Regions from separate parts of the Homo sapiens genome. Here region 2 is linked to region 1. The links are chromatin contacts, found by Hi-C or POLR2A ChIA-PET in ENCODE. All regions are on one chromosome and are shown on one strand. Each heading gives the region's core, a stretch centred on a gene start or an enhancer-like site at or near the end of the contact. The rest is flanking DNA. Distances are from core to core; before and after follow the strand shown. Region 1 has its middle 92 kb from the start of ZBTB20. Region 2 has its middle 240 kb from the start of ZBTB20.

Region 1 (5,921 bases), core at 909-3,408:
CCCAATCATACATTCCCCAAACAAAATATGAGAAGAAGAATTTTCCAAACAGTTATGAAAATTTTCCCCACAGAGCTTCTAAATTGTTCCTTTGCATCTCAGGCTGGGTAGTCAGGTTGACCCCCAAAGGGAGACAGCTGCAGTGTTGTTCTGTCCACTGGTGATAAGGGATGATATTTTCCCTCTATGGGTTAATAAAACAGTGTTAACCACATACTCTCAACTGAAGTAATAATCTATCTCAAGAAAAATGAGTTCATGGCTCTTTATCCTTTCTACTTTCTTCCTAGAGAGTCCTATAGCAGCACATCATGTCAAATAAGTCATCTCAAAAGGGACCAATAACAACTTTTGGGCAGGTCCTTCTGGAAGTGAAAGAAGAAAATATGAGGGGACTTTTATAGCAGTCATGATCCAGGGACTATTATGACGGCAACTCCTCAGGTACATATACATATTCCCCTAAAATATTCTAGAGGACTCTAAGAGCCAGTTTGAGAATCACTAGTCTAGGGTCTACAGATTATCACTTTCATCAACATCATCATCATCACCATTATCGTCAATCGAACATTACCGTTAAACATTGTGTGAATCTCAAACTGTCTGTATTAGGAATTGTGATTGGAGACAGAGAGAAAGAATAATCCCTTACCAAGTAATTTCAAAGCAGAGAAAATGAAATGAAAATTTGTTCTACATATCTCAACATCTGTCTTCAAAATTTAAGATGCCTTCTAGGAACATGCTAATATCCTTTCATCTCTCTTATCAACTTACTTATTATCTCATAGCAAGAACTTGGAGTTCTTTATGTCATTGCACATATAATTCTATAGAAGTCACTCCTCTCTTTTCATGTTCTTCCCTCCTATTGCCTCCAACACCATCTGTATTGTACAAGTAGTATCCTATAGATTGAGCTGAAACACACCTTTCTGTTTCTGTGCTGTTCAAGCTATACCAATAAAAACCAATACACATAGATTCCAATATGCTTCACAATCTATCATACATATGCCATTTTACTAAACACACAGAGTAAATGGAAGTATAAGTGGTACTTTTTAGCACTGAGTACAGGGTAACAACAATTTTTGTCCTTTTGTTCCTTGTGTTATGGCTGACACAAGACATAGATAAATTAGTACTTCTCAGAGTGATAAGACACGTTAGGGTCATTTTGGAGAGAATACAACCATGTCAGTTCACTGTACCTCTTTCATTGCTATTAAACACTAAGCCTTTGGAAGCAGAAGGGTTTAGTTTTGTTTTGTTTACTGTTTTGATGTACACTCCTTTCTGATTTAATTGCCCTAGCCTAATCATTCTAATAAGATGTTCCAATGGATAAGAGACTTGTGAAACCAGTAACTTCACTAACACCACAATTGTTATTGTATCCAGTCTTATTACCATTTTCCCTTAAAGTCAACTGATACATAATCAACTCCATAAAATACATGAGAATCTATATATTAACGCTCATTCTTACAAACGTACAGTCTTTTTGTATTATTCACCCAAGGAGCAATTATTGAGCATTTATCATGCACCCCTTCTCTCGTACCAAGCAATATACTCTGCTAGAATACAGAAATGCTGTATATATTTGGTAATACCAAAGCAGTCTCATCAGACCTCTCTCAGGATCTTTTGTTCAGCTCCTTTTCAATTCAGTTGCATCTGAACAGTTCACTAGATGATACCTGAAGAGAAAATAAAAACATAAAATTTATTTGTTTGAATTGTTCTCATAGTTGGGTTTATGTAACATAAAAAGTAATGATCCTAAATAATGTGTATTTTAATACACTATGATGTTGAAAGGCTCGATTCTATGCTGAGACACATAGGACTAGAATATAAAGTGTTTCCGGTAGAAAAATGAAGAGAGAGACAGAACATTGTTTTGCTGCTTTTAAATAAGCCACGCAAATAGCTCAGTCTAAAGGCTGTGTGTGTGTCAGTGTGAGATAATCCTGCCCTCTCCCTTCCTCTCTCCCACTTCTCCAGGGAAATGAGTCACACCTGCTCACTGCCCTTGATATGATGTTTGATATTCTGAATTCCCATCAGCCCTGCACAGCTAGGATGATGTCAGCACAGTTGACATTGTTAGATCCGTGCTCTGCGTACATCAACTCCCTGTCGCTCAGGCGTCAGCTGAATGTGGTGAAGGGGAGGAGGCATCATCATCTTAGCAACCAAGCCCACGTATCCAGGATCCAGAAATGGCATCTGGCACTTTGCTTTGGGGATTTCCAGCACTTCCCAGAATTTCAGCCAGATTAGAACACTTGCTCTGAATTAAAAAGAAATTACTCATCCTCTTCCCATCAGGATGTGTGTGCTTTTACAAAATTTTATATCAAAATGTTTGTCACCAAAGTATGTTTTACTGAAGTCCTCATCCCATTTTTCCTCAATTCCTCTGGGATATCCTTTATTGACTTTTAGAAATAATCTTGCTTCTATTTAAAAACAGAAAAGGTTAAATGAGACCCTTTTGTCATCCTTCCACCTCAAGTCAAAAATATATATAATGTGAACAATCAAGTTGTATGGAAAGTAGATAATTATGCTGATAATAATAATCTTCTAAGATGACTCCAGATAAAGTATGGCAGTATTTCTAGGTCTTGTTTTCAAATTATACCCATTTAACAAAAAATACAATAACACAATGAACTCAGACAGTTGCAATTCACATAGACATTTAATCATCTATTGATTATCTGGGAAAAAGGAAAGAGGGAGAACTTAGGGAAAAAACCTAAAAGGGTATTTGAAAGTGTTAGAGTAGAAGAACTATGGTAGTACCATGCCACCATGCCACAGCTGTCAGAAACCCCAACAATGGAGACTTAATGTCTACTTTTCCAGAGCAGTTTCTCCAAGTTATTGTGGGTATCTTGGCTGCTTCATATAAATGGTCCCAGTTGCTTTACAGCTATCTTATTGCTCCACTTACTTATTCCCAGAAACATTTCTGAGTACAATTCCTGTCTCCATAACACACGGAGTGAGGTGGGAGATTTAGGTATGTGCTGTGGTCAGAATATGTCCTCCAAAATTCTTGTGTTGGAAGTTTAATTTCCAATGCAACAGTGTTGGGAAGTTGGCCTTTTGGGAGGTGTTTAGGTGGTGAGGGCTTCTCCATCATGAATAGATTAAAGCCCTTATAAAAGAGACTTCAGAAGGTGTTCAGCTAACTTGCTTTCTTGCCCTTTTGCTTTCTGCCATGGGAGGACACAGCAAGAAGACCCTCACCAGACACTAAATTTTGGTGCCTTGATCTTGAACTTATCAGGCTCCAGACCTGTGAGAAAATAATTTTCTGTTCTACATAAATTACACAGTCTCAGGTATTCTGTTATAACAGCACAAAACAGACTAACACAGTAAGTAACCAGACAATGACAGTACTGGGTAATAAGTACTTCCATAAGAAATAAACCTAGGGTGCTGAGAGCAGGGAGAACCAGAGCCCAACTCAGCCTGGAGTTCAGACATGAGAAGTTCTCAGGGATGGCTTCCTTGAGGGAGTCTTCATAATTCTTCTCTCAATTATAATGCAAATGCTTTTTATAAATCCTGACACTTTGTCCATCAAACACTACTAAAAATTTTAATAAGCAGCTCTACTCAGTCTAGGCAGTTTATTTCTTTCCTGACATGCCTAAGGTACCCTGAACATCCACATCCCATAAAATGAGAAACAGATATTTCATTTGGCTTCTCGTAACAGTGAAAATGAGAAGAGTTCAGAGAGCTCTCTCTTTCAATCTCAAGATCGGAATGGGTGAGGGCTGGTGGCTATATACAACACTTTGTGGTCCCCCTTCCCCCAGTGAGTTACTTTCCATGCTGTACTGTAACTGCTTATTTGTTTGTCCTTCACCTTCAAGAAACCAAGCTTTTTGAAAGTATAATTCTTTATCTTATTTACCCCACAGTATTTCCCAGCTACCCCCAGTCAGACCTAGATCCTAGAACAGAGTAAACGTTCATTAGATTGTTCTGTTGAATAAATATTTTATGCTTTTGCATTTCTTCCAGATTTTAATCCTAACTTTGCCCCTACACTTTGGAGCAGCATTTCCAAGCTTTTTTTCATATATTAGCCATATGGAAAATGAAAGTATTTGTAAGGCACCCTTGGGTAAATGGGAGAGGCTGCTCCAGGCTGCAAGCTGTAAACCCCAGGCCCTGCCTGATCCCCTCAGAGCCCACCTTCCATACTACACTCATACGTTCCACAAAACATAGAGGATCTGTAGAAGGACATATCTGAAACTCATTCAGTACTCATCACTTGAGAAGCTCTTCTGGTTTAGATAAATTAAAAGGTGAGAATGAAACAGGTTAACTTTCTTCCACTTAGCTTTTTGTAACCTAGCTCTCCTTCCCAATATTTTGCAGTGTTTTTACTATTAACTTTCAGTTTTTAAAATATCTTTTTTGGAACCCTTGTGCATTGCTGCTGGGAATGTAAAATAGAGTAGCCCCTGTGGAAAACAGCATGGCAGTTCCTTAAAAAATTAAACATAGAATTATCATGTGATCCAACAATTCTACTACTAGATATACACCCAAAAGAAACAAGAGTAGAGACTTGAGCAAATATTTGTACACCCATGTTCTTAGCAGTATTATTCACAACAGCCAAAAGGTGGAAGCAACCCAAATGTCTATTGATGAATAAATAGATAAATAAAATGTAGCAAATACATACAGTGGAATAGTATTCAGCCTTAACAAAAAGAAGTTTTGATACATGCTACAATATCAATAAAACTTGAAGAAATTATGCTAAATGAAATAAGCCAGTCACCAAGGGACAAATTTTGTATTTTTCTGTTTACATGAGATGCCTAGTTAAATAGTGGTTTCCAGGGGCTGGAGGGAATGGGCAATGAGGAAGTTATTGTGTAGTAGTATGAGAAGTTTCAGTTCAGGAAGATGTAAGAATTCTGAAGATGGATAGTGGTGATGGCAGCAGAACAATGTAAATGTACTTAATGTCACATCTGCACATATAAAAATGGTTAAAATGATAAATTTTATGTTATATATTTGTTACCACAATAAAAGAAGCATATCTTTTAAGTGGCATTACTAAAACATTTAAAATGATAATGATTATTACTGTATCTATTTGTGGAATGATTAATGGAATGCTCGGATGCACTGTTATATGACCAGACATCATGGAAAGATACTTTGTTTCTCATCTTGCAAAGCAGAGATTTGTCAATAAATGTTCATTAGTCCCACCCCCAACCCCAGCTCATCATTACCACCACCAGTGTCTGTTGTCCAGATGGCTCTCTGACATTTCACACATTATGCAATTCTCAAGTCATTTCAAAATGGATCTCAACTTGACTTCTTTGTCATAAGCACAGACTTATACACTTTTTTCCATTCTCACTCTTGCCCTAAATTTTTAATAAATTGTGATTGATTAACATTTAAATGCAAATGCAAAAGCCTTGATCGACTTGCACTTACACTGATCAATGCTTCCAAGAAATGCAAAGCTCCAGTCTCTTGAAGATGGATCATAGTTTTGGACTGACAGATTTTCATAGTATGCCTAGCATTAGATTAGCACTTTTCTCATGATGTGTTTACACAGCACAGCACAGAATTTCACATAACTTGATTGGCCTGTTCTTTTGCTCATTTCACGCCCAGCCTTTCCAATGTAAAAATTACACATTGTTTTTTTTTCTCACCCAGTTTCTATGCTTTCTGTCTCACCTTCATCTTAGATGCTTGATTTAGAGACCCATTTCTCATTCTTTGATAAGTATATCAAATTGCTGACAAATTAAAGATGTAGTCTTGTTGGGAGTGAACAGAGGCAATTTTACAGTCACAAAGAATGGTACAGTCAACCCATGAGAAATTGT
Region 2 (5,921 bases), core at 2,329-4,828, 140 kb before region 1:
CTTTAGTAATTTCAAATCTAGAACTGTGCCTAGCCTTTTTCTAAAAAAAAACTTTTAAGACATTGATGTTTTTGAGGAATCAATTTTAGTTGACTAGTGTAGTTTCTTTTGTTGTTTAAACAATTTCTTTAGCTTCTGTGTTCTCCATATTGTTTCCTTTCACAGATGTTTGTGTGTATGTATGTGTGTATTATTTCTTCTTCTTTCTTGCAAAAATTGTACCTATTTGTTTTGCAGACTGTTTCTCAATTTGGATTTATCTAATTGCTTCCTCATGACTAGAATGAAGTTAAACACTTTTGGCAGGATGTTATGTCCTTTCTAGTGCATCACATCAGGAGGCATATGTCGCCAGTTTGTCAAACTTGGTGATAGTAAGTATAATCATTTAGTTAAGGTTATGCTGCCAGATTTCTCCATTGTAAATACACCATGTCCCCTCTGAAATTAGTAAATAATTAATTAAATGATTATAAAGACCAATATTTTACACAAAGTTTTAGCATGCTTTGATTTTTGCTTGAATTATTACAACTGTGATTGACAGCCTTAGCAAATTATCATTTTACATTCTTTCTACATTTATAATCTGCTATGCTTCTATAGAGATGAACTTTCCTTTCCTCTTTTCATTCACCCCCTTTGTTTCTGGTATCATTATGGACTCACAGTTATAAAAATAAATCTATTACTATGAATCATTGGATTCATTCCTGCCATTATTTGTTTTGATATTGCGGTTGTCTCAGATTTGAGCAGTGGAAGTCCCTTCAAGCTGGCTTCTTTGTTTTTTGACATTTTCCTATCAGTGTTTGAGCACAGCTTTACTTTTTGGTGCAACTCAATGCTCAGGCTCACCTTGTACTTCATTGCCCCAGACTTAACATCAAATAGTTTTCCAGGGGTCCCTGGTTCCTTTGGGAAACGGTAGTTAGAAACCAAGATCAGGATAGTAGGTACATTCATTGCTACTGCGTGTGATTGCTTCTAAACTTTTTCATTGTACCAAGCAAGTAAATATGTTTTCATAAAGTCAAGAGTTCATATGCATACCTCCAATTCTAATCCAATACAACAGAGTTCTCCTTCTCCCTTTCCATATTCGTTTCTTCACTCTCCTAAAATAAAAGCTCCATTCCCTCAAAACACCAGCATACCTGCTCATTTGTTCACTTACTACAATGCATACAAAATAATTTAAAACCATTTTACTATCAACAACAGTTTCTTTTTGTCTTTAGAAAATATCTCACTGAGGGTGAAATGCAGTTATAGTACAGTATTTAAAATTTACTTGCATTAATTCTGGTTTTGCTTCTTTGTGTTCATATTATCAATTTGATCTGAAGTTGGATGCATGTGTTTCTATTTGTATTTAATTTTAGGAATTTATACTTGCTAGATTAATTTTTAATACGTGAAATATTAATATAGTTTTAAAACAAAAGCTATATTGAAAGGTAAACTTGGAAAACTATCATTCCCTTTATTATTGCTTCTACTTTATATCTACCCATCCTCAATAATAGAACAATTTCTTTAGTTGCTGTGTTATCCATATTGTGTTTGTGTATATGTATGTGTGTATTCTTATTTCTTCTTCTTTCTTACAAAAATTATACCATACTATTTGCACCTTGCTTTTTAAATCAGTAAGATATTTTGATAATAGAAACTGCTTTCTGAATCCTCTAGTTGTATTTTATTCAACTTCTTAGACAACAAAATCATATATCATCTCTAGGTAAAATGAGTGGTTCATGCAAAAAAAAAGGAGTTAAGAATATGAATAGGAGGTCGATTGTGTTAGCTTTGTAACTGACACAGGGATTTTTGTGCCAATATTTCAATTAATATATTTCTAAGTGTGTTTCAAATGAGCTTGAATCAGATAAAGGTGCTCATTAAAAATTATTATTTTAAGGCCCCACTCCCAACCATGTAGATGGAGCTAGGGAATCTCCATTTTAAAACTCAGATAATTCCATGGACCTTCAGAGGAGCTTGTTATAAGTGGAATAAGTAACTGGGAAAGCCACAAGAGTAAGTTATTATCCATGATCAATTCTTTTAACCTGAGCATCTGAGGCTGCTTTTCCTCTGAGAGCATGGATTTTTGTTTTTTAATAAAAAGTTTGTTTTTTTGATCATAAGTTTTGAGCCCATGTCCTCTGCTGGGGTAAGTCTGGTGGAAAAACTCTTTATCTGTCTAAGATCTTTGAGATGAATCAAAGAATTACATGGCATATTAGACCCACGTGGTTCCTTCTCTATGTTCCAAATATCAGGGTAGAGTTTCCCAGGAACACAACTGTCTTCCAAATGTTCATAGTAGTCCAATTGTTGCTACATTTTCACCAGTGGAAACACATGCCATCTTGGGAAAATAGGCAGGAAGAGGTAACTTTAAGAATCATAAAATCCTAACATTTCCATTGCTTCTACCATATTCCCTAACTCTTTCATATACTCCAAAGATATTGTGATTTGAAGATACCCCGGGACACATTGCCCCATCTAAAATTAATTCCTTTATAATACCACACGAGATATTCTTGATACGACGGTAGGCAGAATAAATCATCTAGTTCACTTCGAAACTGTGAACATTAAGATGCAGAGAAACAGTAGGGATGAGAGGACAGCCGGCTGGATCAGCATCTTGACATCAGGAGGGCCCTTCACAGCAATATGAAGTAGGTAAACCTTGCCTTTAACAACCTCCTCATTTGCAGTAGCCAGTGTTTATCAAGTACCTAGTAAAAGCAAGGACTTTGCAACGTGCTTTACCTACTTTAGCTCATTTAATCTTTACAACAACACCATGAATCAGGTACTTTTACCATCTGTCTGTCATAAGTAAATTAACTGCAACTTAAAGATGTTGTTATGTACCCAATTCACATAGCAAATCAACAGTCAAATCTATGTTGCTCTAACCAGAATCTGAGCCCTTAATTCCTATACAAGCAAAAAACCATTTTTCTTTTTTGAGTACCAACCTAGATGCTCAGTGTCTTGGCCTGTCAACTGTCTGCCCAAGAATCTCCATGTTAACACTCAACAGGATCTATCCCTCAAATTCCAAAGAGGCAAGGATTCAGGAAACTTGCTTATTATCTTAGCCACGCCACTGTACTTTCAGAGGGATCAGTATTCTCACTGTGCAAAAACAACAGAAATGGATAAAAGCTTAAATACACACACACACATATATTTCTGAGGGCTCTGTCATTTCCTGATAGCCTATAATCCAAAAGCCAAATGCCTGATTCATATTTTCACACTGAGGCATTAAATATTTTTGTTTTCTCCCTCTTTATTGTTTTAATATTATAATGTGCCTTTTAAAATTCCAAGTAGCATTTGAAATCCAAAAGGGGGTAATGTATTAACCAAAGAAGTGAGTCTTTAAAGTGGAAATTTCCAGGCAGAGGATCCAGTGATTGTTGGAAAGATGCTGTATTCTGATTATGTTTCTTTTCCCATGTAAGGATGATTGTGTTCAGAGAATGCTCTCTGAGATAAGGTTGGATAAAGTGGGAACCGGGCCCAGCTCTCTGAAACAGCGTTGGCAGAAATAAGGTGAGAAAACAGGGCCCACGAGCCAGCTGGCATGCATGACAGAGGTCCCTCCCATGCGGCAGAGATTCGGGGGAACCATAGAAACCATATGGTAGAGAAACCCTGGCAGAAGAGGGATGGCATATCAGAATCCTCTGTGCATGGGGGTAAATCCCCAGAGCTGCAATGTGATAGTGGTTTCCAGAACTTCTGTCTCCCAGTACAGAGGGGCAGAAACTCTTCTTCACTACACCCCCCACAACCTGACTGAGGCAAGAACCACTACTCTTTCCCTCTACCTTACCCTGGGTAACCTCTCCTGGTTCAAGGGCCCCTCATCCAGCAGCGGACTGACTAGTAGTGACTTGTGTTTCTCTTCTACCCAATTGTAAGCTGATGAGAACAGGATAGACATTATTATATTTTGGTATTCCTCACAGCTCACCGCTCTTCTACAGAGCAGGTACTGACTGCATGATGTATCAAAGGAAGAATAAAGAATGAAGCCATGTGTCCAACTTGGAGAAATCCAATTTGCCTCCCAAGTGAAATGGGTCAATAAGTAGCCCTGGTTCTTTTTAATATTGTTTGCAATTCACTCAGTTATTCAACAAATATTTTTGAGCACTCACTATGTACCAGGCACCCTACTGGCAGCTGGGGATACAGCACTAAACAAGGCGCATACAAAATCCTTCCCTCTTGGAGTTGATTACATATTGTAGGAAGGCAGGAAATTAATATGCAAGCAAATAAATAAGAATCCTAGATAGTGATAATTGTTCTGTGTAAAATAAAACAGAGTAATCTGATACACAATGATTAAGATAAGGCAGAGGAAAGCACTTTAAGCAGGGGAACCAAGGAAGGAGAATGAGGGAAGGCCTCTGAACAGGTGAAGAGTAGACATGACCTCTGACTAGGAGGGCCTCATTAATGCATGGAAACTATTTCTAAAGCCATCAACTACTTTTGATAGTAGATATAAAGGCAATACATGCACTTGCTAAAACATTTTTATAATTTGGTAGCATATAAAAAAGGTAATATCTACCTCTGAACTCTACGATTCAAGGAAATACTTAACCATTTTCTTATGTTTTCTTCTAAATACTTACTTTTATTTTCTTTTTGTTTTTCTTAACTTTTATTTTAGGTTCAGGGGGGTATATGTGCAGGTTTTTTACATGGATAAATAGCATGTTGCTGAGGTTTAGGGTACAAATAATCTAAGAAGCAGCACCTCCTATCACAGGCCCTGAGGTCTAGAGGAAAAGAATGTTTCCAGGGTTCAGGTCCCCCCCACCCCACTTCCCTGTGCAGCCTCAGGATATTGCTCCCTGCATTCAGGCTGCTCCAGCTCCATCCTCAGTTCAAGGGCCACAGATATAGCTTGGGCTGCTGCTTCAGAGGGTGCAAGTCATAAGCCTTGGCTGCTTTGATATGGTATTAAACCTGTGGGCATGCAGAGTGCAACAGTGAAAGAAGCTTCACAGCTTCCACGTAGATTTCAGAAGATGTGTGAGAAAGCTTGAGTGCCCAGACAGAAGCTGCTGGTATGGCAGAGCCCTCAGAGAGAATATTTACTAGGGTAGTGTGAGGGGATAGTGTAGGTTGGAGCCTCCATACAGAGTCCCCTCTGGGACACTGCCTAGCAGAACTTTAAACATAGAACTTTATAATAGAATGATTTATATTCCTTTGGGTATATACCCAGTAATGGGATTGCTTGGTTGAATGGTATTTCTGTCCTTAGGTCTTTGAGAAATCACCACACTATCTTCCACATTGGCTAAACTAATTTACACTTCCACCAACAAAGTATAAGTATTCTTTTGCATGCATATGTTCATTGCAGCACTATTCACAATAGCAAAGACATGGAATCAACATAAATGCCCATCAATGATAGACTGGATAAAGAAAATGTGGCACATAGACACCATGGAATACTATACAACCATAAAAAAGAATGAGATAATATTCTTTGCAGGGACATGGATGTAGCTGGAGGCCATTTTTCCTTAGCCAACAAACACAGGAACAGGCAACCAAATACCACATGTTCTCACTTATAAGTGGGAGCAAAATGATGAGAACACATGGACACATAGAGAGAACAACACAAATTGGGGCCTAGTGGAGGTTAGAGGGTGGGAGAAAGGAGAAGATCAGGAAAAAATAACTAATGGGTACTAGGCTTAATACCTGGGTGATGAAATAATCTGCACAACAAACCCCCATGACATAAGTTTACCTATGTAACAAACCTGCACTTGTGCCACTAAATTTAAAATAAGTTTTAAAAAAAATGTATCTTCATGCAAGAGCGAGTGCTTGTTTTTCTTGATCCAATA

The links. A loop is a pair of places that touch in the nucleus more often than their neighbours do. ChIA-PET counts read pairs that join two places held with the same protein, here RNA polymerase II (POLR2A). Pooled maps may share reads with other maps.
Region 2: a pooled map shows a loop between it and region 1 (2.2-fold over the local background). The contact joins two enhancer-like sites. A Hi-C loop is called at or near these places in 2 of 168 maps with a recorded cell type or tissue (aorta and ovary) and 2 of 50 pooled maps. POLR2A ChIA-PET finds 5 or more read pairs at or near these places in 1 of 52 experiments (activated CD4-positive, alpha-beta T cell).

Annotation. Positions count from the first base shown.
Region 1 is chr3:115,236,093-115,242,013 of GRCh38, reverse strand. No RefSeq gene overlaps it. Among named protein-coding and RNA genes, the nearest start is that of ZBTB20, 92 kb to the right of the region's middle. RefSeq lists an enhancer at 1,527-2,726. Within about 2 kb of position 2,158, at least 12 of the 41 ENCODE cell types and tissues checked have a DNase peak (open chromatin) inside an H3K27ac peak, as active enhancers do.
Region 2 is chr3:115,379,373-115,385,293 of GRCh38, reverse strand. No RefSeq gene overlaps it. Among named protein-coding and RNA genes, the nearest start is that of ZBTB20, 240 kb to the right of the region's middle. Within about 2 kb of position 3,578, at least 3 of the 41 ENCODE cell types and tissues checked have a DNase peak (open chromatin) inside an H3K27ac peak, as active enhancers do.